Linked DNA regions of Homo sapiens: region 2 is linked to region 1. A link is a loop called in an ENCODE intact Hi-C map of the cell type or tissue named here. Cell type or tissue: breast epithelium. All regions are shown on one strand. Links, peaks and the distances in the headings refer to the core of each region. The heading gives the core; the rest is flanking DNA.

Evidence for each region. Peaks named below come from ENCODE experiments on the same cell type or tissue, not always from the same donor. Only the 100,000 strongest peaks of a DNase experiment are listed, where the experiment ranks them.
Region 2: it touches region 1 in a loop (27-fold over the local background); 6 of 110 quality-filtered maps call a loop at or near these places.

The regions. Positions count from the first base shown.
Region 1 is chr15:51,857,261-51,869,329 of GRCh38, reverse strand. It overlaps TMOD3 (tropomodulin 3), which reads right to left. Exons shown (of 10, transcript NM_014547.5): 2 at 6,320-6,519; 3 at 1-113. The coding sequence starts at 6,445. It also overlaps the pseudogene LOC100422490. Among named protein-coding and RNA genes, the nearest start is that of TMOD3, 34 kb to the right of the region's middle. In breast epithelium, for the core only: no CTCF peak of the experiment used is centred there; no DNase peak of the experiment used is centred there.
Region 2 is chr15:51,912,223-51,924,291 of GRCh38, reverse strand. TMOD3 (tropomodulin 3) reads right to left here. Exons shown (of 10, transcript NM_014547.5): 10 at 8,567-12,069. It overlaps LOC112268148 (a long non-coding RNA gene), which reads right to left and starts at 5,151. Exons shown (of 3, transcript XR_007064635.1): 1 at 2,676-5,151. It also overlaps the pseudogene LOC100422556. In breast epithelium, for the core only: no CTCF peak of the experiment used is centred there; no DNase peak of the experiment used is centred there.

The DNA.
Region 1 (12,069 bases), core at 2,749-10,748:
TGCTCCAATGCTTCTTTCTCCAGATATGAAAGGAGATGCTCTCTATCAAATGGCCCTGTGGTGGACTTTGATGTCTGGTTCTTCTGCCGGAACCCTGCAGGCAGAAGGGCATTCTGCCAGAGAGAATGAATCAGCCAATATGACCAATAAGAATGCTAATGCTATATGCTTCCGAAGATTACCCATATAAAAAAGAATTACAGACTGGAATGTGATACAGGCACTAAACACTTCATTGCAGGATTTTAGGACAGCAATGTACAATTGCTCCAAACATTAAACTTCTTTTTTATTAGGTAGAATTCACTTACATTATTATTAAAATAGGCACATACATTAGTACAGTTTCTTTTCTTTTTGGAGACAGTCTCCTTCTATCCCCAAAGCTGGAGTGCAGTGGCATGATCTCAGCTCACTGCAACCTCTGCCTCCTGGGTTCAAGTGATTATCATGCCTCAGACTCCCAAGTAGCTGGGATTACAGGCGCCTGCCACCACGCCCAGCTAATTTTTGCGTTTTGGGTAGAGATGGGGTTTTGCCATGTTGGCCAGACTAGTCTAGAATTCCTGACTTCAGATGATCTGCCCTCCTCGGCTGCCCAAAGTGTTGGGATTACAGGTGTGAGCCACCGCGCCCAGCATACGTTTTCTAATAGAACATTTTCTTCAGAGAGGATTCTACTAGCAGAAAACAATCTTTAGTTTTTAAGTGTTCTGGGATACTAATAAAAAAGTTTTATTAACCACATACCACATCTTCTTACTTACATAAGTGGGAGTCAATGATGAGAACACACGGACATATAGAGCACACATATAGAGCTAAGTGATGAGAACACAAGGACATATAAAGCACACATATTGGAGCATAGAGGAGGGTGGAGGGTGGGAGGAGGTAGAGGATCAGGAAAAATAACTAACAGGTATTAGTGATGAAATAATCTGTACAACAAACCCCCATGACACAAGTTTACCTACGTAATGAAACCTGCACAGGTATCCCTGAACTTAAAACGTTTTTTTTAAAAAGTTTTATTAATGCTTAATAACTGCTCAGTGTATATATATGTACAGAGAATAATTCTATTACAAAAGAGTTTTAAATGACTCTGTACATTATATTCCTTCATGACTTCCATTTCATTGTACAGACTTCTTCATGATTACAACATATATACCATACAGTAGGATATCAGATTAATGTTTACTTCAGTTTAAACACAACGTGAGATGTTCCACTTGTGTGTGTATGCGTACATATATACATGACCACTAGGATGTACTTGCTACAATCACTATCATTGTTTCACATGCCCCAAGGGACCCCTGACATACTCACAGCAAGAGCTATGTTCCTGGGTTTCCACACGGGTACAGCCTTTTTGAGCGCATGGACTGACTTAGAGATGAGGGAGGTGCAGTGGAAGGTGATGGATTAAAGTTGTCTCCTGTAGTCCCTTAATTTTCACTAAGCCCAGTAAACACAAGGGCTGACTAGACAAAGTGAGTACCGTCCTTTCACTTGTCAAAAGCCAAAGAGGTGATACTGCCTTGTCTCATATTTCTGGGTATATCTTTGCTTTGAAAATGGGAGGCAGCCAGAGAAATCACACAAAAGGGCCAGCTCTCTTTTGCAAAACCTCCCAATATTGGCAGTGACGCTGAATTTCATGGGTGGTATAAGACAATTTTTCATTATAAAGGGTAATCTTATATGGGCAATAGTAATAGAAAATATTCAATTTGTAACTAGGAAATACAGCACTTCAACTGTGGTCATTTGTTGAGACACATAATAATTTTCATAAAATTCACTTCTGTGTTACCCTTTATGTAATGGTACCTACTACACAGAAAGCTGAACTGTAAAGACGAAACATTCCTAACTTTGTACCAAGTATGTTTCTGTAATACAAAATTGTTTATGGAAACATAAAAAAGAAACATAAGATTTCTACCTTTAGACTTAGAAATCATGAGAGGAATTACACATGAAGAATCCATTTCCAATTGACCTGCAAGTCCTACTCATTTTTACTTCCTGAAGAACTCATTCATCTTTTTCCCATCTCCAACATTATTACTTTGGTCGAAACTATGATCTAAGCTTGCTGAGACTGTTACATTAGCTTCCCACCTGGATCAGCTGCCTGATATTTTTTATCCTTCACCACCAGCCCCTCAGTCTGTCACCCTAGCCTCATCTCACACACCCTCTCCATTCCAGTCACACTGGACTTTTTTTTCTCTCTTGTACTTGCCATATACTTCCTTCTACCACCAGGCCTCTATGTGTGTGGTCTCCCTTCCCTGGAATGCTCTGCCTATCCCTTTTTGCAACTCATTTTTCAGATTGTAGCTCCATTCCCCCAGGGAAGCTTTTCTTAACCTCTCATCACAAGCTCTTACAGTGTGTAGCACTTACCATTCTTTTAATATGGTATGATTATTTGGTTAATGTCAAACTGCTCCTATTCCTACCAGCCTGCGTCATGAGGGCAAAGACCACATTTGTTTTGCTCATTCTTGTATTCCTAAGCCTAGCATAGTACCTGGGGTCTACAAGTTGCCCCCAAATATTTACTGAATAAAGGTGTTAGAATGCTTTTAAAGAAAGATTCTCATTAAGGCAAATTAATAAAAAGTTACTTTCCTTCTCCATCATTAATGCATAGATGTATATATTGCTATTTCATGGTGGTGGTAATGGAATTTGCACTACTCTACCTGCCTGCTCAAGCCCATGTGACACACACAGTCTTAAATATGATAGCTGAAATCCTGGCTCCCTAGAAAGCCTTTTTTTTCTTTCTTTCTTTTTGGTCTGGCTCCTTAGAAAGCCTTTTTTTTCTTTCTTTTTTTTGGGTAGGGGGGAGACAGGGTCTTGCTCTACTGCTCAGGCTGGAGTACAGTGGTGCGATCACAGCTTGCTGCAACCTTGAACTCCTGGGCTTAAGCAATCTTCCTGCCTAGGCCTCTGGAGTAACTGGAACTACAGGTGTGCACCACCATGCCCCCGGCTAATTTTTAAAATTTTTTGTCGAGGCAAGGTCTTGCTATGTTGCCCAGGATGGTCTGGAACTCCTGCTCTTAAGCAAATCTCCCTCCTTGGCCTCCCAAAATGCTAGGATTACAGGTGTGAGCCACTATACCCGGCCAAAAACAGTCTAACCACAATCTAAATGAAGCTAGCTGGTTTTAGAGACTATAAACCCATGAACCAAGCTTCATTAGAAATATGTTCTAATCAAGTAAGCTAATAGATCATAATTACTTTTCATATAAAAATTTTCTTTAATATGATTGTCACTAAAAATGACACGTTTCTCTCTTGCAGTGCAATTTTGCTGTAAAATATATTCCTAGCCTTGGGGGGGAAAAAAAGCTCTTCCTAGGCTGGCTGTCTTCTGGAGACATATATATATATTTTTTTTTTGGCAAAAACTCAGTGAGTTAGCAAACACGTACACTGAATACAGCAGAAGGACAGTAAAACAGTCCTCCAAAATATAATAAGGTACCACACACACCTTCGACCTACTTCCTGAGACTTTGTAAGTTACAGTGGTGTTTCTTTGGCTGAAGTAGCTGCTACTACCCTTGACCTCTTTTCTTACCTGGTTCTTTACCAGAACGCTTTCCAAAAACATGTCACCCAACAAACAGATGCTGTCAATAAACATCACTGTTCTCCTAGCCTCAACTAACAGTATTGAGGTTAGAGGAATTATGACTGGGGTTGGGGAGTTTGCAAAATACATTCAGAGGTTACTCAAGCCTCCCCACACAAGAAGCAGGCCATGGATTTACAAATAAAAAATTAGCCAACAGATTTCAGACTGATACCATAGTGCATGAGTTGGGAGGAGACTCAATGTGGTTTAACAGAAAAAGACTGCTAGACTGCCAGGTATCAATCAGGCAGTGAGGGATCTAGTCCCAGCTCTTTCCCTAATTGTAATAACTGAGGCAAGTTACCTAATTTCTGTTTTCCATCTGTAAAACAGAGGGCATGAACTAGATCAATGTTTCTGAACCAGTAGTGTTTTTGTCCCCTAGAGGACATTTGACAATGCCTGGAGACATTTTTGGTTGTCAACTCAGGGGGAGGGTATTATGTTTTTCAGTCTGGGTAACATAACGAGACCCTGTCTCTACAAAAAATTTTAAAAAGTAATTAGCTGGGTATAGTGGTGCTTGCCTGTAGTCCTAGCTACATAGGAGGCTGAGGTGGGAGGATCGCTTGAGCCCAGAAGTTCGAGGCTGCAGTGAGCTATCACTGCACCACTTCACTCTTGCCTGAGGAACAGAGTGAGAATTGGGCTCTAAAAAAAAGTCATGTTTTTTATTTTCTGAGTTTTATGATGCTTTGACATCTTGGGGCCTTGCTAATCCTGGAGAGACCACTCCTTCCAGGGCTGGCTAGAGAGCGCACTATCCCCACCAACCTCCCCCGGAGCACACCTTTCATACGCAAACCAACCAATTCTCCTAACCACCTCTTTTTTATCTAACGCTCACTTACCAAGCCAGTATTTCCCCTCCCCCTAAATCACCCAGAACCAGATACTGGACAACTAGAGACTAGTTACATAGCCCTGAGCCTGTTCAAATTATTCAAACCATCTAGTCCTAAACTTGTTCAAACTTGCCTATCCTGACTCACCCATTCATTCCCATTGAACCACAATAAAGGCTCTGGACCATGCTTGTTCCTTGATCCTTTTGCCTCCTGACCAATCTAGGTGCTTCCCCCTGTGCCTCTGTGTGGCATGCTGTGCCTCCTACTCTTGGAACTGTAAGTAATAAACTCTTCTTTCAAGGCAGTAGTTTCAGTGTGTGTCATCCATTACCAAACCTGATTAAAACAACATCCTAGGAACATTTTAAAACAGGAGGAGTGTGCTACTGGTCAGGGATGTTGTTAAACATCCCTCCAAGGCACAGAACGGCCCCCCTACAACAAATTATCCAACCTCAAAAGTAAATACTGTCAAGATTGAGGAACCTGGCCTAGGGACTAGATAAAGTCTTATGCTTTTTCCAGTTTTTTTTTTTTTTTTTTTGAGATAAGTCTTGCTCTGTCACCCAAGCTGGAGTACAGTGGTGCAATTTCGGCTCACTGCAACTTCCACCTCTCTGGCTCAAGCAATTCTCATACCTCCACTTCCCAAGTAGCCTGGGGCTACATGCGTGCACCACCATGCCCAGCTAATTTTTGTATATTTAGTAGAGACGGGGTTCACTATGTTGGCCAGGCTGGTCTCGAACTCCTGGCCTCAAGTGATCCACCCGCCTCGGCCTCCCAAAGTGCTGCGATTATAGGCGTGAGCACCCAGCCACTTTTTCCAGTTCTAAAACATTTGATTCAAATAGGTCTAATAGATTGAACTGCCTACAGAAGATACTGTTGTGATGTGATAAAAACAGCATCATTATCCTGAGTAATCCCCCTCCAATCAGATGTACTGGGAACTTTTCCTTATAATAGTAATTATGGTTAAGGGATTTGATCTATGGTATAGATACATCATCCAGTAACAACAACGTTATAAAATGAACTCCATCTCAGTCCTTAGAGGATACTTAAAATCAACGTCTTGGCATAAAGAAATGTGGTAAAGAAAAGAAGCCTAGCAAACAACCATTACCTTCACGACCTTCAGGCTCTTCCTTCACTGCCCGTCCTCCAACATATCAGGGAATAACAATTCAAGGGTCATGGGTGTCTATCTTAGCCTTGTGTAATTTATAAGACAAACAACATCCACCTTGCAAGTTAAAGCTTACATACATATATTCATGTCTGCTCCACAGTGGACTGCTGTATTGCCAAGAAGTTACTTAGATCTATTCTACCAATGTCTGGAAATGTAATCAATTCGGTCAGCCTCTTTCAGAAAGGGAACAATTAGATTTAGGGTCATGAAGAATCTTTTAGAGGCATTCTACACTGGAGCCACCTGGCATAGAAGCTCTGAAGAGACAGAGGTTGGCGTGTATCAAAAAGGTAACCATCTGCTGCATTGTACTAAAAATATCCCTTCCTGCACAGAGGAGAAAAATTTCTTAGAGGAGGAAAAAATTTCAGGAGATGTTTGAAAACAAGGATACTGAAGTAGTTTAGGACAGTCATGTCATTAAACATATGGAGGCAGAAGTGGGGAACTGGAGAGAGAGCCAAAAGCAACTTGATTTGGATAAAGTGGAGGAAAGGGTGGAAGGTGCCAGAGAAAAGTCATGGAAAAGCTCAAAGGCAGCTACTGAGTTTCAAAGAATTCGAAAAGTTATTTCATTTCTCTTCATCACCTAGCACCTACCTCGGGGTCAAGATCATCCAAAACAGTTTCCAGTTGTTTCAGTTCTGTTTCTGACAGATTCCCAAGGAGCTCATCTTCATCAAGGTCTTTGTACTTTTCTAAGTCCTTACGGAATGGCAGTGCCATGATGTGCAGGGCAGCAAGTCACTTAATTTTTGCTGTTCAGTACAGTCAGAAGTGATCTCTACTTTTTCTTAAAGCTATGGAGAGAAGAAACAAATACATTTTAAATAGTAAGTCATCTCCACCTACTTAGATCTAATTCTCAGGTTAAGTGAAATGTAATTTCCATGTGTCATATATTCTTTGATCACATATCACATACTATTCTTGTTTATGAATCATTCAATGCCTTTTGCCTTGTGTTGAGAAAAAAAAAATCAACCAGGAAAAAAGAGGGAAAAGATAAAACAAAATTCAAATCCATTAAGGCAGCCACTTGATAGAATTTAGAATTTCTAATAATTAAATTTTAGGGGGAAAGAAATTATGTGTCAAAATAAAAGATTTTCCATCAATAGCTTTCAAATTATTTTACCAGAGTACTTTGCTTCAGCACAATATGTTTAAGGCACATTTGTTTTACTATATATTGTTTAGGAGAACAATATGACTCAGTATTAATATGGGGGGATAGCAATACATTCCACATGACAGGAGTGGTCTCTTGCCACTAGGAAAAATATTCTTTTGAAAAGATGCATTTGAAAATATTTTTCTGAGGTGTTTTTAAAGGAAAAAAATACAGCATTCTGAAGATGATTGAGTAAAATACTCAAAATCATGCTGGGATATGTCATCCACTGACTGACAAGGTTGGTGGGAGGGTCTGACTGTGGGAAGGGACCATCATCATTTCCTTCCTGTGCGGTCTCTCCCAGGCAGCCATGAGGTTAATCAACAAGCAGGTTAATAGTAGCTCTAGAGACACAGAAGTTGGCATATATCAAAGAGCTAATCATCTGCTGATTCGGCAGGACTGTTCTATAGGAAAGGCGAAACCAAGGATTTCTGCATATTCCAGCCATATGTATGAACTGTCTGTCTCATAAAATATACCTAGTACTGGGCCAGACGCAGTGACTCACATCTGTAATCCCAGAACGTTGGGAGTCCGAGGCAGGTGAATCGCTTGAGCTCAGGAGTTTAAGAGCAGCCTGGGCAACATGGTGAAAAATACAAAACATCAGCCAGGTGTGGTGGTATACACCTGCGGTCCCAGCTACTCAGGAGGCTGAGATGGGAGGATGGCTTCAGCCCAGGAGGCAGAGGTTGCAGTGAGCCAAGATCGTGCCTTTACACTCTAGCCTGGGTGACATAGCAAGACCTTGTCTCAAAAAAAAAAAAAAAAAAGTACCTAGTACCTATGGAAATAAATACACTTTAGACTTAGTGATTTGGTTACGTTTTTCTTGACTGCAAAATGCTCAGTACTTCAGTTTGATACATTTCCTTTACTACCCCTTCCCTCAAGTTTTCTCAGCTTAATATTTTAGTATGTTTTTTCTGCAAACCAGTAACATTTTAAGGCTCCTTTGATGTGTTTCCATCTCCCATGAATGGAAATGTTCAAACTGTTTAGAAAGGCAGGCTCACCACTGGAGTCTGACAGCAATTTGACTAGCAACCACCTTGGGTCCAACAACAAGCAAATGGGGGAGCTTCCTGCACGTGTTCGCGGTTGAGAAGCTCCCATGGGGTTGTAGAGTTCGGACCTCATGGCAGAGATAATTCAGGAACACAAAGAAGATCAGCTCCCTGAATTGGAACAGCTAGAGCACATTGGACTGTTCAGTCATGCAGAGATTAACGCTATCATTAAGAAGGCTTCTGATCTACAGTACAGAATCCAGGAAAGAGCCCTTTTCAAGGACGACTTTATCAATTATGTTCAACATGAAATTAATCTTTTCGAACAGATCCAGAGAAGAACACGCATTGGATATTCATTTAAGAAGGATGAGATTGAGAATTCTATTGTACACCAGGTACAAGGTGTTTTCCGAAGTGCCTCAGCAAAGAGGAAAGACGATGTTCAACTTTGGCTCTCCTATGTAGGTTTTTGTTTGTTTTTTGAGATGGAGTCTTGCTCTGTCGCCTAGGCTGGAGTGCAGTGGCATGACCTCGGCTCACTGCAACCTCTGCCTCCTGGGTTCAAGCAATTCTCCTGTCTCAGCCTCCTGAGTGGCTGGGACCACAGGCGCCTGCCACCAGGCCCGGCTAATTTTTGTATTTTTAGTAGAGACGGGGTTTCACCTTGTTGGTCAGGCTGGTCTCCAACTCCTGACCTCAGGTGATCCACCCGCCTCGGCCTCCCAAAGTGCTGGGACTACAGGCATGAGCCACCGTGCCTGGCCTCCTATGTAGTTTTTTGTAAGAAATGGGCTACTAAAACTCAACTTAGCAAGGTATTCTCTGCCATGTTGGCCATTCATTCCAACAAGCCAGCTTTGTGGATTATGGCAGCCAAATGGGAAATGGAAGACTGCTTGTCTTCAGAAAGTGCAAGGCAACTATTTCTTTGGGCACTGCACTTTCATCCAGAGGGCCCAAAACTTTATCAAGACTACTTTAGGATGGAGCTGATGCATGCTGAAAAACTGAGGAAGGAAAAGCAAGAATTTCAAAAAGCCAACATGGATGTGGAGAATCCTGATTATTCTGAAGAAATCCTTAAGGGCAAATTGGCACGGATCATCTATGAAAATTCTGTAAGCATAATTTAAGGTGCAGAATTTCATGTGTCACTGCTTTCAACTGCACAGCGATTTGACTTTGCCAAAGGTCTACAAATAGAAATTTATGATGACCCTCAGGCTCTACACACAGATGATCTTCTCACTTGGGATTATGCGGCAAGGTGACAATTAGAGATCGAGTCACAAACGGGAGAAGAGCAGCGTACAGCCTACAACGAAATAAGACAAAGCAGAGGAGGGCCAGAAGGAGGACAGATGCTGTGCCGTATATGAAGAGGCAGTGAAGACTCTGCCAAGGGAGGCCATGTGGAAGTGTTATATCACCTTTTGCTTGGAAAGATTTACTAAGAAGACAAATAGTGGGTTCCTCAGAGGGAAGAGGTTGGAAAGAACCATGACTGCATTCAGAAGGGCACATGAACTCAAGCTTCTGCCAGAATTCCAATACAAGCAGTTGACTTGAGTTGTTGCTGTGCCATAACTTCCTGAGGAAAGCTCTAGAGGTGGCAGTAGCTGGGACTGAACTGTTTATAGAGACTCTGGGACAATGTGGCAGATGAAGGTGCATGTGCTGATTGACTCAAAGAGCCCTGACATAGCCATGCTTTTTGAGGAAGACTCTGTGCACCTGAAACTCCAGGTTTGTCTACCATTGTGGACTTCTTGGCAGAGTGGAGTGAAGGTGCCAAAAGCCAAGAAGACACCGAGGCAATCTTTAAGAAAGCTCTCTTAGCTGTCACAGGTGCCAACTCAGTAACCCTGAAGGATAAGTACCTGGATTGGGCTTATCAACATGGTGGCTACAAAAAAGCCAGAGCTGTGTATAAAAGTTTACAGAACAGCCATCCATTTTCAGTTGACTTTTTCAGGAAAATGATTCAGTTTGAAAACAGCAAGAATCCTGCAAGATGGTGAACATTAAGAGAATATTATGAGAGGGCTTTGAGAGAGTTTGGATCTGTAGATTCTGATCTTTGGGTGGATTGTATCAAGGAACCATTGAACCACCCCCTTGGTAGACCTGAAAACTGCAGACAGATCTACTGGCGAGCAATGAAAATGTTGCAGGGAGAGTCAGCAGAGGCATCTGTAGCTAAACATGCTATGTATCAGACTGGCCGTTTGTGAAGAGGAAGAATACAGCCATCTTTGTGAAACAGTATTGCAAGCCCTGTGGGCAAATATGTATTATGAGTCCATTTTTGTAATTTGTTCATCGATGGCAGACAAGATGGCTGTCTGATTTCAAGACACACTTTAATTTTATATTAACTTGTTAATTTTTTAAAAAATTTAAAAAAAGATTTTATGATTGAGACAGGGTCTTGTCCTGGCTGGTCTTGAACTCCTGGATTCAAGTGACCTTCCTGCCTCAGACTCCCGAGTAGCTGGGATTATAGGCGCAGGACACCATGCTCAGCTTGATGCACGAATCTCTAATTCCAGGAAAGAGAACTGCTGATTTAATGTTGAGATGCTGAGGCCAGACCTACCATAAGTCCTAAATGTTTTCCAGAATACATGGAAAGCATACGACTGGGTTTTACTTATTATCCCAGTTCAAGTATGAGTATCTCTAATCTAGCTAGGAGCCAGTTAAAATGAAGGAGAAAGTACAGTTTTGTTGGTTTATTCTCATTGTAAAAGATACATGGTATGCATTTGTTCTGGAAAATATAGAGGAAATAGAATTGTGTGTTGAAAAAAGTAAAAACATCCTGTAATCACAGGGGAAAAAAAACACAAGCAAATGAACAGAATTTGCTTATGCAGATACTACATTGCAGGCAACTTGTGTAACTGCCCAAAACAGGTCTGGTGTATACCTGTTTTATTGGCACCTCTTCTGGTTTACTGGTTATCTTGAATTTTTTTTTTTTTTTTAGCAAATTATTATCATTGTCATTACTGTTTGTTAAGCGTCCATTTTGTACCTCCAACTTTAAGATAGCAAGTTTGGCCAGGCACAGTGGCTCATGCCTGTAATCCCAACACTTTGGGAGGCTGAGGTAGGAGGATCACTTGAGCCCAGGAGTTTGAAACTAGCCTGGGCAACACAGTGAGACCTCATCTCTATACAAACTTTAAAAAAATAGCTGGGCATGGCAGCACACACCTGTAGTCCTAGCTACTTGGGAGGGTGAGGTAGAAGGATCGCTTGAGCCCAGAAGTTTGAGGCTGCAGTGAGCTACGGTCGTGTCACTGCACTCCAGCCTGGGCAACAAGGTGAGATCCTGTCTCTAAAAATAAATAAATAAATAAGCAAGCTTACAAGTATATTTACAGTATATTTTCTCCATTAAAAATAATACAGTCTTCAGATAAGATTCAATGGAAGATATCATCACTTTCCAATATATTAGCCATAAAATGTAATTCTGAAGAAGGTAAAAATTTAAGGGACAAAAATTAAAAATAACACCACTTAAAAAAATTTTCCCTTTATAAAAATATCAATGATGTGATATTTCAGACAGATAAGGGTAAGAAACTGATAAAAGTATATAAATATGTACCAAGAATAATTTAATTCATGCTTTTTTTTTAATGTTTGGATAATTACTGTTTTAAAAGTTTTTAATGTGCTTTAATACATTTTTGAAATTTTCAGTACATAAGCCAATTTTCTCAATGAATATTTTAAAATATACATAGATATAAGTTTAATTATTTTATGCATCCCTTACTTTACTTTCAAGAATGTCCTAGTATGGGTCATAAATTCAATGATCATTCTAACAGGGCACTCTAATAGGCAATACGATAGGAATGAGATATTAGGGGCAAAGGCAGGCAATGCTATATGCCACCCAGGTTCTGTAAAGTTGGAACATGACATTCTACATTCCACAGAGAGACTAAATAGCTTACTCCAATACATTGCTTCTCCTAATCCCAAAGTAAAATCTACTACACAAAGCTTGTTTACAGTATTGCTTAAAGAATAAAATGAAAAACCATGAACACCCTGCCCAGCATAAAAGAGAAAACATTACTAATACCCTCATATTCACTTCTCTAGTTGCATCTCCTCTTCCAAAAGTAGCCACT
Region 2 (12,069 bases), core at 1,417-9,416, 56 kb before region 1:
CTCCTCTGTCTGCTGAGTGTGAGGTCCTCGTCCCCGGGTGTTTTTGCTGTCAGTATGCTTGCCTCCAAATGTTCTTAGTAACCAGTGAGACATTTTTGTCCACTTCCTGGCAGACCTCACTCTAGAGACAGTGCCACATACAGAAAGATGACCCTGCCACTTGCTAATAGAAGTTCAAAGACACAGAAAATTAGAATCTTACCAATGGCGGGTCGTGATCCTGAAGGCCAACACACACAAGTGATGAAGAAGGTATGTTTGCTAAGCTTTATCCTGGGACATTTGGGGTAGTAAGACCTATGTTTTCCAGAACATTAATTCACCATTTCTTATTGCCACTGCTGTTTTATTTCTTGCAGTTATTAGGGAACCAGCTTAACCTTCTAAGTGTGTAGTTAACCACAGTAATGTCAATGGCTGCTGGTGAGACTACCAAACAAAGGACTCTGAAATCTAGAAAACTGATGATTTTAAAAAAGTAACCTTTCACAAACATACATTGTGAACCCCAATGTGTGAAATGCCAGGCAGATTTTAAAAAATGAAGTCTACCTTGTGGCTCAAGAACTGTCCCCTAGTAAGGCCTCCCCATTCTCTCACTGGAGCTATGGGGAGCTCTGGGTTGAGGGGTCAGGACAGGAATATCTGGGAGCCATGGGAGTTTGGTGGAGCCTGGGCAGGTCAGGTGGTTGTGGCTCAGGGATGAACAGAAACAGCCTCTGCTGCTCCAGGAGGTCAATTCGGGTGGGATGCTTCTCTCTGGGCCAAGTGGCAGCACAAAACAGCAGCATAGCTCTGGAGGACAGGCCTGTGCCAACAGAACACCAGCAAGGTTCTGAAGGACAGGCCTGTGCCAATGCCAATTGAGCCGGTTAGTGTCAGGGCACCCTTCTGCTGCTTCTTTTTGAGATGGAGTCTCGCTCTGTTGCCCAGGCTGGACTACAGTGGCATGATCCTGGCTCACTGCAACCTCTGCCTCCCAAGTTCAAGTGATTCTCCTGCCTCAGCCGCCCAAGTAGCTGAGGACTACAGGCATGCGCCACCACCTCCATCTAATTTTTGCATTTTTTGGTGGAGACGGGGTTTTGCCATGTTGCCCAGGCTGGTCTCGAACTCCTGACCTCAAGAGATCTGCCCGCCTTGGCCTCCCAGAGTGCTGGGATTACAGGCGTGAACCACACCTGGCCCCTTCTGCCTCTTCACCCTTGCATTGCCTTCACACCTGCAAACCAATGGATCCACGTGGAGTAACAGAGGTGTGATGGGGAAGATGGTACCCCAAAGACACATGGGACAGCTGTTATGTGTTCTTTATGGTAAAAGTAGATGCAAGAGGGCACAAGTTTCTGTTTTAGGCTGAAGAGGTTATTTGCTTTTTTACAGAAAGAAGAACGCTTGAGGGCTTCCACTCAACGGGAGTCTCAGGGAATCCATCTGCGGGAGAAGCGCTACCAGGAGTGGCCAAGTGTCTCCTACCAGGACCCTGGCAGTGACAGTGCAGAGGAGGAAGGCAAGCACACCTTCAGCCTGGCTGCTATTAAAAACTATTATCAAGGTGAACTCCAAAGTGAGTCAGGTATGGAGGTCACATTTCATCATTTCAGGGTGGCAGTGCCTGCTTTTGCTCTGGCGAGCTCTTAGTCCTTGTCCTACTATTTACTGAGGACAAAAGTACGAAGGCCTTTTTGTTTTTCTTAGGGCTACTCCCCCACAGAAAAGATTAGCTGTGAAAATATGGCATCTGGCCGGGCACAGTGGCTCACGCCTGTAATCCCAGCACTTTGGGAGGCCGAGGCAGGCGGATCACCTGAGGTCAGGAACTCAAGACCAGCCTGGCCAACATGGTGAAACCCCGTCTCTACTAAAAACAAAAAAATTAGCCAGGCATGGTGGTGGACCCCTGTAAACCCAGCTACTCGGGAGGCTGAGACAGGAGAATCGCTTGTACCCAGGAGGTGGAGGTTGCAGTGGGCCAAGATTGCACCACTGCACTCCAACCTGGGCAACAAGAGCAAACTTTGTCTCAAAAAAACAAAGAAAGAAAAAGAAAAAGGAAAACATGGCATCCTCCAAATAAAATCAGTTAAACAATTTATGTCCTTGTGGAGGGAAATGTATATAAGGCAGTTCCTCTGCTTGTATAAAGACCCAATATTTAAGCTTCACAGTTCTTAAAATTGATGTGTGCGTATTTAAAAGTGATCAAATAACCTCTCTGAGAACAAAATCTCTCAAATCTAGTCATTTCAGCATGTCTGAAAGTTCTATTTACCTTCCCGCTGAAACTTTTAAAGAAAGTTGACTCCTTCAGGAAAAATGTACAGTAGGAAGTAACAATATTTGGCAGAAGAAACATTGAGAAATAAACCATCTTTGAAGGTGAATCCCATGTCTAAAATTCCTTTGCTTTCAGAGGAACAAGCCAGCATCTATTCCTCAGACACTGATGAGGGGTCAGAAGATAAGACTCAAAGATTAGTGAGAGCAAAAAAACTCAGTAATGATGAAGTAAGACCAAATGTATTCAATTCTGAGTTTACCCTGTACTCAGGAGCCAACTGCTGGGAACAGAGCTCACAGACCAGGCATGCACAAATTAGCTGTCTACACACTTGACTGAAATCCAGTGAGATAAATGCAGCAGTAGGACTAGGAGTGGCCCAAAGGTCTGATACCTGTACTCAGGTGGGTCTTGGAAGGCTGCATGGAGGAGGAAGTCTCTGCTGGGTATTGAAGAATGAGCAGAAGCTTACAAGCACACAGGCCAGGTTAGGCACTCTAGGAAGATGGAAAGGCCTGTAAAGAAAGGTGCAGGGCCTGAGATATCAAGTCTCGGCTACAGAACTACGAATTGCTTCATATGGGTAGAGCAAGAGGTGATCTACCATGTTCATTGTGGGAAACTGGGTGTCTTTTAAAATTTATTTATTTTTTTTGAGATGGAGTCTCACTCTGTCACCCAGGGTGGAGTACAGTGGCACAATCTCGGCTCACTGCAACCTCCACCTCCCAGGTTCATGTGATTCTCCTGCCTCAGCCTCCCAAGTAGCTGGGATTACAGGCGCCTGCCACCAAGGCTGGCTAATTTTGGTATTTTTTAGTAGCAATGGGGTTTCACCATGTTGGCCAGGCTGGTCTCAAACTCCTGACCTCAAGTGATCCTCCCGCCTCAGCCTCCCAAAGTTCTGGGATTACAGGCATGAGACACCACTACGCCCAGCCTTTAATTTTATTTTATTTTTAAGACAGGGTCTTGCTCTGTTGCCCAGGCTGGAATGCAGTGGCATGATCATGGCTGACTGCAGCCTCGATCTCATGGGTTCAAGTGATCCTCCTGCCAAAGCCTTCTGAGTAGCTGTAACGACAGGCATGCACCACCATGCTTGGCTAATTTTTAAAATGGTTTGTAGAGATAGGGGTCTCACTACGTTGCTCAGGCTGGTCTTGAACTCCTGGCCTCTAGCAATCCGTCCACCTTGGCCTCCCAAAGTGCTGGAATTACAGGCGTGAGCTATGGTGCCTGGCTTAAAACTGGGTGTCTTTATTTCAATGTAATAGTTGAGGGGTTATCTCATTTGTTATGAAAATATTTTCCTTTAATTGTTTTCTCTTCCTTTTATAAGATCACAAGTACAAATACATTTTATGTCTTTTATTTATTGATTTTATTTTGAGACAGTCTTGCTATGTTGCCCAGGCTAGAGTCAGTGGCACAGTCTTGGCTCACTGCAACCTCCACCTCCCAGGTTCAAGCAATTCTTGTGCCTCAGCCACTTGAGTAACTGAAATTACAGGCATGCACCGCCATGCCCGGCTAATTTTTTTTTTTTTTTTTTTTTTTTGTATCTTTAGAAGAGATGGGGTTTTGCCATGTTGGCCAGGCTGGTCTCAAACTCCTGGGCCTCAAGTGATCTGCCTGTCTCGGCCTCCCAAAGTGTGGGGATTACAGGCGTGAGCCACCGTGCCTGGCCTTAAGTATTAATTATATAAGAGAATCACTATGGTATTGCCCATTGGCCATATTAATTCATTCAATGTTTTCTGAACACATGCTGTGTTCTAGGTTCTGGAGATACAGACAGGAAAAACACTGCAGTGACAACATTGGTCACTGTGTTTTCATTTATTTTTTCCTCTCTCTACACAACACACAGTTGTCCCTCAGTATCCATGGTAGATTGGTTCCAGGACTCAGAGGACACCAAAATCCACAAGTGCTCAAGTTGCTTATATAAGATAGTTTAACATTTGCATATAAGCTATGCTTTAAATCATCTGTAGGCTGGGTGCTTTGGGAGCCCAGCACTTTGGGAGGCTGAGGCGGGCGGATCGTTTGAGCCCAGCCTGAGACCAAGATTAGACCCCCAGCTATACAACAACAACAACAACAACAACAAAAATAAAATAAAATAAAATAAAATAAAAAATTAGCTGAGCACAGGTAGTCCCAGCTACTTAGGAAGCTTAGGCAGGAGGATCAATGGAACCTAGGAGGTCGAGGCTGCAGTGAGCCGTCATCATGCCACTGCGTTCCAGCATGGGCAACAGAGCAAGACCCTGTCTGAAAACAAAAAATTTTCTCTAGATTACTTATAATACAATATAAATGCTATGTAGGCCGGGTGCAGTGGTTCATGCCTGTAATCCCAGCACTTTGGGAGGCTGAGGCGGGCGGATCACCTGAGGTCAGGAGTTCGAGACCAGCCTGGCCAACATGGTGAAAACCCATCTCTACTAAAAATACAAAAATTAGCCGGGCATGGTGGTGCATGCCTAGAATCCCAGCTATTTGGGAGGCTGAGGCAGGAGAACTGCTCGAACCCAGGACATGGAGGTTGCAGTGAGCCGAGGTTGCAGTGAGCCGAGATCGCGCCACTGCACTCCAATCTGGGAAATGAGCAAAACTCTGTCTCAAAAAAAAAAAAAAGTAAGTGTCCCTTCAGCCCTGACCACTGCCCAGGGGAAACCTAGGTTCAGTTGCCTGATCTAGGCAGTGTCTGTGGGGACACACATTGGCTACCAAGGGTGGAGAAACTGGGCTCTAACGTGAAGGGCTGGCTCGTCACTGTCAGGTCAGAACCATTTTAGATAAAATTTCCAGAAACATTTTATATTGAATTTTATGTCTTACCTCTCATATTTATTCAGGTAAACCTTCCAGAAAGAGGAAAGCAGAGCATGAAGAGGAAGAAGATGATATAAAGCCCTAAAATGTGCACTCATTGTATTCAATAGTTTGTTTTAAAACAATTATGAAATGACTTGTTTTAACTGAAGTTGAGTTGCTTTTGCATAATCCTAGTTGTGAATAAAAAGTTTTCAAAAGCAAGTCCACGATGTTAGAAAATTCATTTTTTCCCAAAGAGGAGGATTTTGTTAACTGTTTACTGTGAGTGGATCTTAGGTTTTAGTGCATTCCTGCTGTTAAGTTTGGCTCAGTTGTGGCCTCCTCCAGGATGTCCTCTGGCCTGCCTAGCTGGGTTTGGGGCCTTTCTGTGCTCTGTAGTCCCCTTAGTATGGCATTAATTCCATTTCCCATATGGCACTGTGCTCTTGGAAGAGCAGGTACAGCAGGGAGAGCTCACTGGATACCTGGTACTTAACCAGAGCTGTGTGGGCCTGACCACTTCTAATCCTTAGGGCAGGTGCTGTTATACCCCTTTTATAGATGTGGAAGCTGAGGTTTAAAGAGCTTAAGCCCTCTGTACAAAGCTTTTACTTAAGTAAACAAGTAAGCTTTTCTGAGACAAGGGTTAGGATCTTCCATGCACAGTGATCACAATGCTGGGCTAATACTTTAGTGACCTTATGGAGACAGATACCCAAAATATCTACCTGAGATAAACAGGCACCATTAGGTTTAGGGAAAAGGGCAATGGGAAACAAAATACCGGACTTGATTTCTAGTTTTGTGATTGCTACAATAGCTGGAATATAATAGAACCTAAAAACTATTTACTGAATGAACAAACAAATGCTGTTATGTTGGGCAGTCCCTTCTCTGACATCAGTTTCTTGAACTAGGTGGGCTTTAGATTTGACCACACAAATCCTTCAATTCAATGTTTATATTTCTCTACCTCTGAGAGTTGAATACTAGATAAATATTTTAAAATGTTTTGTTAAGTAGAAATGATCAAAGGGGAAAAAAAAGCCCATTTCACCATGCCGAAAACCCCACTTTACAATTCTATTTCCTTCCCTTTTATACTTTTACAGCATAATTTCGTGCTTGTATATTAAACACATTCATAATTAGCACTAGCTTCTAAAGGAGAATTGAAAGACTCATTCAGAACAATGAAGGGTACTAGCACAACTTAATTGTAACATCAGGTATTCTTTCTAAGGGGCTGGCCTTGAGGATCTGGTATGTCTGTGAACAGCACAGGAGCTGGGGGACTGGGTTGGGATCTACAAGCCCTCAACCTTTGCAGACCATGCAGGAAAGCTTAAAGTTGAAGGAAAAAAATGTTTGGAAATTTTGGACTCACAAATTTTCAAGCCACTCCCACTATTTGGTACCTATAAGAGCAGTGGTAGCACCAGGCTGAGCATTTTTAGTTGGACTGCTTTGGAGGACATGGTGAGGGCGCTGTTGCCTCACAGCCAGTCCCTGGCACTCAAGTCCTCTTGAACTCAGGGGAACAGCTCACAATTCAAGCACCTGAATCTCCCTGACTCACCAAAGGGAATATGCATTGAGGCTTCCTGTACATGAATGTGAAGCTCAACAGCCATTCTCAGAAGGCAGAACGACATTAAAGATTCCAGGTCAATTTCTTTATTCCCCTAAGTCAGGAAAACTCTGAAAACTTTAAATTATTTAACCTTTATCCTTAAGTTTCCTCAAACCCATTACACATTTCCCTGGTTTTCTCTTTTTTTTTTTTGAGACGGAGTCTCACCCTGTCACCTAGGCTGGAAGTACAGTGGCGCGATCTCAGCTCACTGCAACCTCTGCCTCCTGGGCTCAAGCGATTCTCCTGTCTCAGCCTCCTGAGTAGCTGGAATTATGGACACCCGCCAATGCACCTAATTTTTGTAGTTTTAGTAGAGACGGGGTTTCGCCATGTTGGCCAGGCTGGTCTTGAACTCCTGACCTCAGGTGATCCGCCCACCTTGGCCTCCCAAAGTGTTGGGATTACAGGTGTGAGCCTCTGAGCCCAGCCTTTTTTTTTTTTTTTTTTTTTTTTTTTTGAGAAGGAGTCTTGCTCTGTTGCCCAGGCTGGAGCACAGTGGTGATCTCAGTTCATTGTAGCCTCTGCCTCCCGGGTTCAAGCGATTCTCCTGCCTCAGCCTCCTGAGTACCTGGGATTACAGGCGTGTGCCATCACACCCGGCTAATTTTTGTATTTTTATTAGAGATGGGGTTTTGCCATGTTGGCCAGGCTAGTCTCAAATTCCTGACCTCAGGTGATCTGCCCACCTCAACCTACCAAAATGCTGTGATTACAGGTGTGAGCCATCATGCCTGACCTGGTTTTCTCTTTTGATTCATGGATATAGGTGATTGATAAGAGATGTCTTTGCTTTACTGTAAAAGCCATCTCTAGTTTATTAGAAGGACTGGTTCCCATCAGGTTCAGAGTGTACTGTATCACAGGACCCTGCTCTTTTCTTTTCTTTTTTTTTTTTTTTAAGACAGAGTCTCACTCTATTGCCCAGGCTGGAGTGCAGTGGCGCGATTTCAGCTCATTGCAACCTTCACCTCCTGGGTTCAAGTTATTCTCCTGCCTCAACCTCCTGAGTAGCTGGGACTACAGGCATGCACCACCATGCCTGCCTAATTTTTGTATTTTTAGTAGAGACAGAGTTTCACCATGTTGGCCAGGCTGGTCTTGAACTCCTCACCTCAGGTGATCCGCCTGCCTCGGCCTCCCAAAGTGCTGGGATTACAGGCGTGAGCCACCGCACCTGTCCGACCCTGCTCTTTGCGTATTTGTCAACTCAATTCAATTTTATGAACAGACAGGACCTAGTACTGATGATATTAGGTTGAACCTTAGGAAATTACTATTTTTATGAGTAAAAGTGTTCAACTATTATAACTAATTTTATATGATTCAACTTAATATGGTGGTATTTAGCCAGGTCAGATTGTCCTAACAAGATACCATAGACTGGGTGGCTTAAATAACAGAAATTTATTGCTTACGTTCCTAGAGGCTGGGACGTCCGAGATCATGGTTTGGTTCCTGGTGAGGGTTCCCTTCCTGGCTTGCAGACAGCTGCTGTTTTGCTGTATCTTCACATGATGGAGAGAGTCTCCTGTCTCTTTGTATAAGAACACAAATGCCATCATAAGGGGACCAACCTTGTGACCCTATCTAGCCTTAATTACCTTCCAAAGGCCCCATCTCCAAATACCATCACATTGGAGGTTAGGGCTTCAACATGTGAATTTGGGGTGGGGGGGCGGGTGTGGATACAAACATTCAGTCCATAACAGGTAGGACTGAATAACTCAGGGAAACTGATAAACTTTTTCTTGAAGAAGGATGTAAGGAATGAATTTTAGAACTTAGGAACTAAAGGGATTATGTGCTTTTTCAAAAAGTCCAAGTTTACAGAATATTTGATAAACTTTATTGAAACGATTTATCCCAGTATATATTGGTAAGTTCTAAATGCTTCCAGTACATAGTCTTCAAAAGAAACTTCACTGTGCTGTTATGAATTTGGATAATATTTTGTATTATTTAAATACCAGTGTTAAAATTCATTGCTTTTATACTTATAAAAATGGAAAAATAGGGCAATTACAATGTTGGATATTTTAGCATTAGAAAAAAACGTAAATACCTGATTTCATGTGACAATGAATGACATTCAAATGATTGTTAGAAAGGTAATTTTCAAGCTTTTAAATGTAACTAAAACCAAATATAATAATTCATCCAAAAAACTGAAAAAAAGACATTTGAAATTACAAAAATTTTTATGTTATACGTGTATATACATTTGAAAAAACAATTCTTAAATGGATTGATCTGAAAATTTGAAACCACTGAATCAAAAGCTTATCTTTCTGAGTAGAGGTGAAATTTAAACTTCTAAAAACTGCTATATACACCCACCAAGAAGCACCAATAATTCATTCTTAAACCTTACTTTCTGAATGTATAGACTATAATATTTGAAACATTTTAGGCCAATTAATTGCTTTGCATCAATTAAAACATACTGAGTGTAGAAAAGGGAGTAAAACCTCATATATATAGATTCTAAGAGGTGTCTGTCTTACGAATGTAATAATTTGGGCTGGGCGCGGTGGCAAACACCTGTAATCCCAGCACTTTGGGAGGCCGAGGCGGGTGGATTACGAGGTCAGGAGTTCGAGACCAGCCTGGCCAAGATGGTGAAACTCCGTCTCTACTGAAAATACAAAAATTAGTCAGGCGTGGTGGCGGGCACCTGTAGTCCCAGCTACCCAGGAGGCTGAGGCAGGAAAATCATCTGAACCCAGGAGGCGGAGGTTGCAGTGAGCTGAGATCGCACCATTGCGCTCCAGCCTGGGCGACAAGAGTGAACCTCCATCTTAAAAAAAAAAAAGAACTTAATAATTTGTTACAGCTATGTTAGCAAAACACTGCTGGTGGTATTTCTTAATACATATATTTTTTTGAGATGGAGTCTCACTCTGTCACCCAGGCTGGAGTGCAATGGCACAATCTCGGCTCACTGCAACTTCTGCCTCCCAGGTTCAAGTGATTCTCCTGCCTTAGGCTCCCAAGTAGCTAGAATTACAGGTGCGCATCACCACGCCCAACTAATTTTTTGTATTTTTAGTAGAGATGGGGTTTCACCATGTTGGCCAGACTGGTCTCGTACTCCTGACCTCAAGTGATCCGCCCACCTCAGCCTCCACAGTGCTGGGATTACAAGTGTGAGCCACTGCACCCGGCCATTACAATCTATTTTTATCTAGCCTCTAGAGCAGGTGTCCTAAGTAAAAGACAAAAACAACAACAAAAAAACCCATTTTTTTGTTTTGTTTTGTTTTTTGAGACAGTCTCACTCTTGTTACCCAGGCTGGAATGCAGTGGCATGATCAAAGCTCACTGCTGCTTCAACCTCCCAGGCTCAAGCAATTCTCCCACTTTAGACTCCTAAGTAGCTGGTACTATAGGTGTCTGGCTAATTTTTAAATTTTTTGTAAAGATGGGGTCTTGCTATGTTGTCCATGGTAGTCTCAAACTCCTGGTCTCAAGTAATCCTCCCTGCTTGGTCTCCCAAAGTACTATGAGTATAGCTCTTTTTTTTTTTTTTTTTTTGAGATAAGAGTTTCACTCTCATTGCCCAGGCTAGAGTACAGCAGCATGATCTCATCTTACTGCAACCTCCACCTCCTAGGCTCAAGCGGTTCTGCTGCCTCAGTCTTCCGAGTAGATGGGACTACAGGCATGCGCCACCGCACCCAGCTAATTTTTGTACTTTTTGTAGATATGGGGTTTCACCATGTTACGCAGGTTGGTCTCAAACTCCTGAGCTCAAGTGATCCGTCGGCCTCGGCTTTCCAAAGTGCTAGGATTACAGGCATAAGCCACAGTACTTGGCCAAAATTCTTTATGTGTTAATGAAGGCTTTCCAAAATACTTAGTTATGGCTTAAAATAGTTTACTTAGCCATGTCTTTTTTCTAGGTTGACCTTTCTGAATGATCAGACTGCAAGATAGAGTTTAAAATTAATAAAATATGTTTTATTATCAAATTTCTAATTCATTCATTTTTTATAGGGAAGAACTTATAGAACTGAATTATAGTGGAGAAAAATCAATACAGGTTGAGTATCCCTTATCCAACATGCTGGGACCATTAAGTGTTTCAGATTTCAAATTATTTTGGATTTTGGAATACTGGGCATTACACCAGTTCAGCATCCCTAATCTGAAAATCTGAAATTCTAAATGCTCCAATAAGCATTTCCTTTGAACACTATGTTAGTACTCAAAAAGTTTTCAATTAGGGATGTTCAATCTGTAGATCTAAGAATGACCAAATTAAAATATAAGAATAAGGCTGAGTGTGGTGGCTCAAGCCTGTAATCCCAGCACTTTGGGAGGCCGAGGCGAGTGGATCACCTGAGGTCACTTTGAGAACAGCCCGGCCAACATGGTGAAACCCCGTCTCTATTAAAAATACAAAAAGTTATCCGGGCGTGGTGGCGGACGCCTGTAATCCCAGCTACTTGGGAGGCTGAGGCAGGAGAATCACTTGAATCTGGGAGGTGGAAGCTGCAGTGAGCTGAGATCGCACCACTGCACTCCAGCCTGGATGACAGAGTGAGACTTGGTCTCAAAAAAGAATATAAAAATCTTTGCCTCTGAATACTATTTTCTCAATTTAAAAATAATTAGTGAAGCGTTTCTTTGATTTGTTGGTAAGCAAATCTTAGGGTAAGAAATATCCAGAAACATTAATGATCAGTGAGAGCTGATGGAGAGGATAATTTTACAGATACTTAGACCCCAAGAACTCATAGCCCTTAACTGAGAGCAGCAACCCGAGTTGTCTCTAGTGCATCCATATGTTTGCTTCTCTTGGGTGACATGGGTCAATACGTTCAAAGTGCAGTAACACTGTAGAATGAGTAAATTTGGGCAGTACTAAACTTGCAAAGAATGGAAGTGACTAAGGACTCCAGAGAAAGCATGATCCTTGCATCTGCTGGGAGGTTAACAGTGGTTCCTAGTTTTTTAGGGAAAAAGTGAGGCAGCCCTGGGAACACAGACCCTAAAATGTAAGATTTTATAAAACTTCATAAATGTTGTCATCTTATTTTAATGACAGCAAGAGTTAAATATAACGTACAATATGATATGAGTAACATTTTATAAAAAAAAAAAAATTTTTTTTTTTTTGAGACGGAGTTTCACTCTTGTTGCCCATGCTGGAGTGCAATGGCGCGACCTCAGCTAACTGCAACCTCCGCCTCCCGAGTTCTAGTGATTCTCCTGCCTCAGCCTCCCGAGTAGCTGAGATCACAGGTGTGTGCCACCACGCCTGGCTAATTTTGTATTTTTAGTAGAGACAGGGTTTCTCCATGTTGGTCAGGCTGGTCTCGAA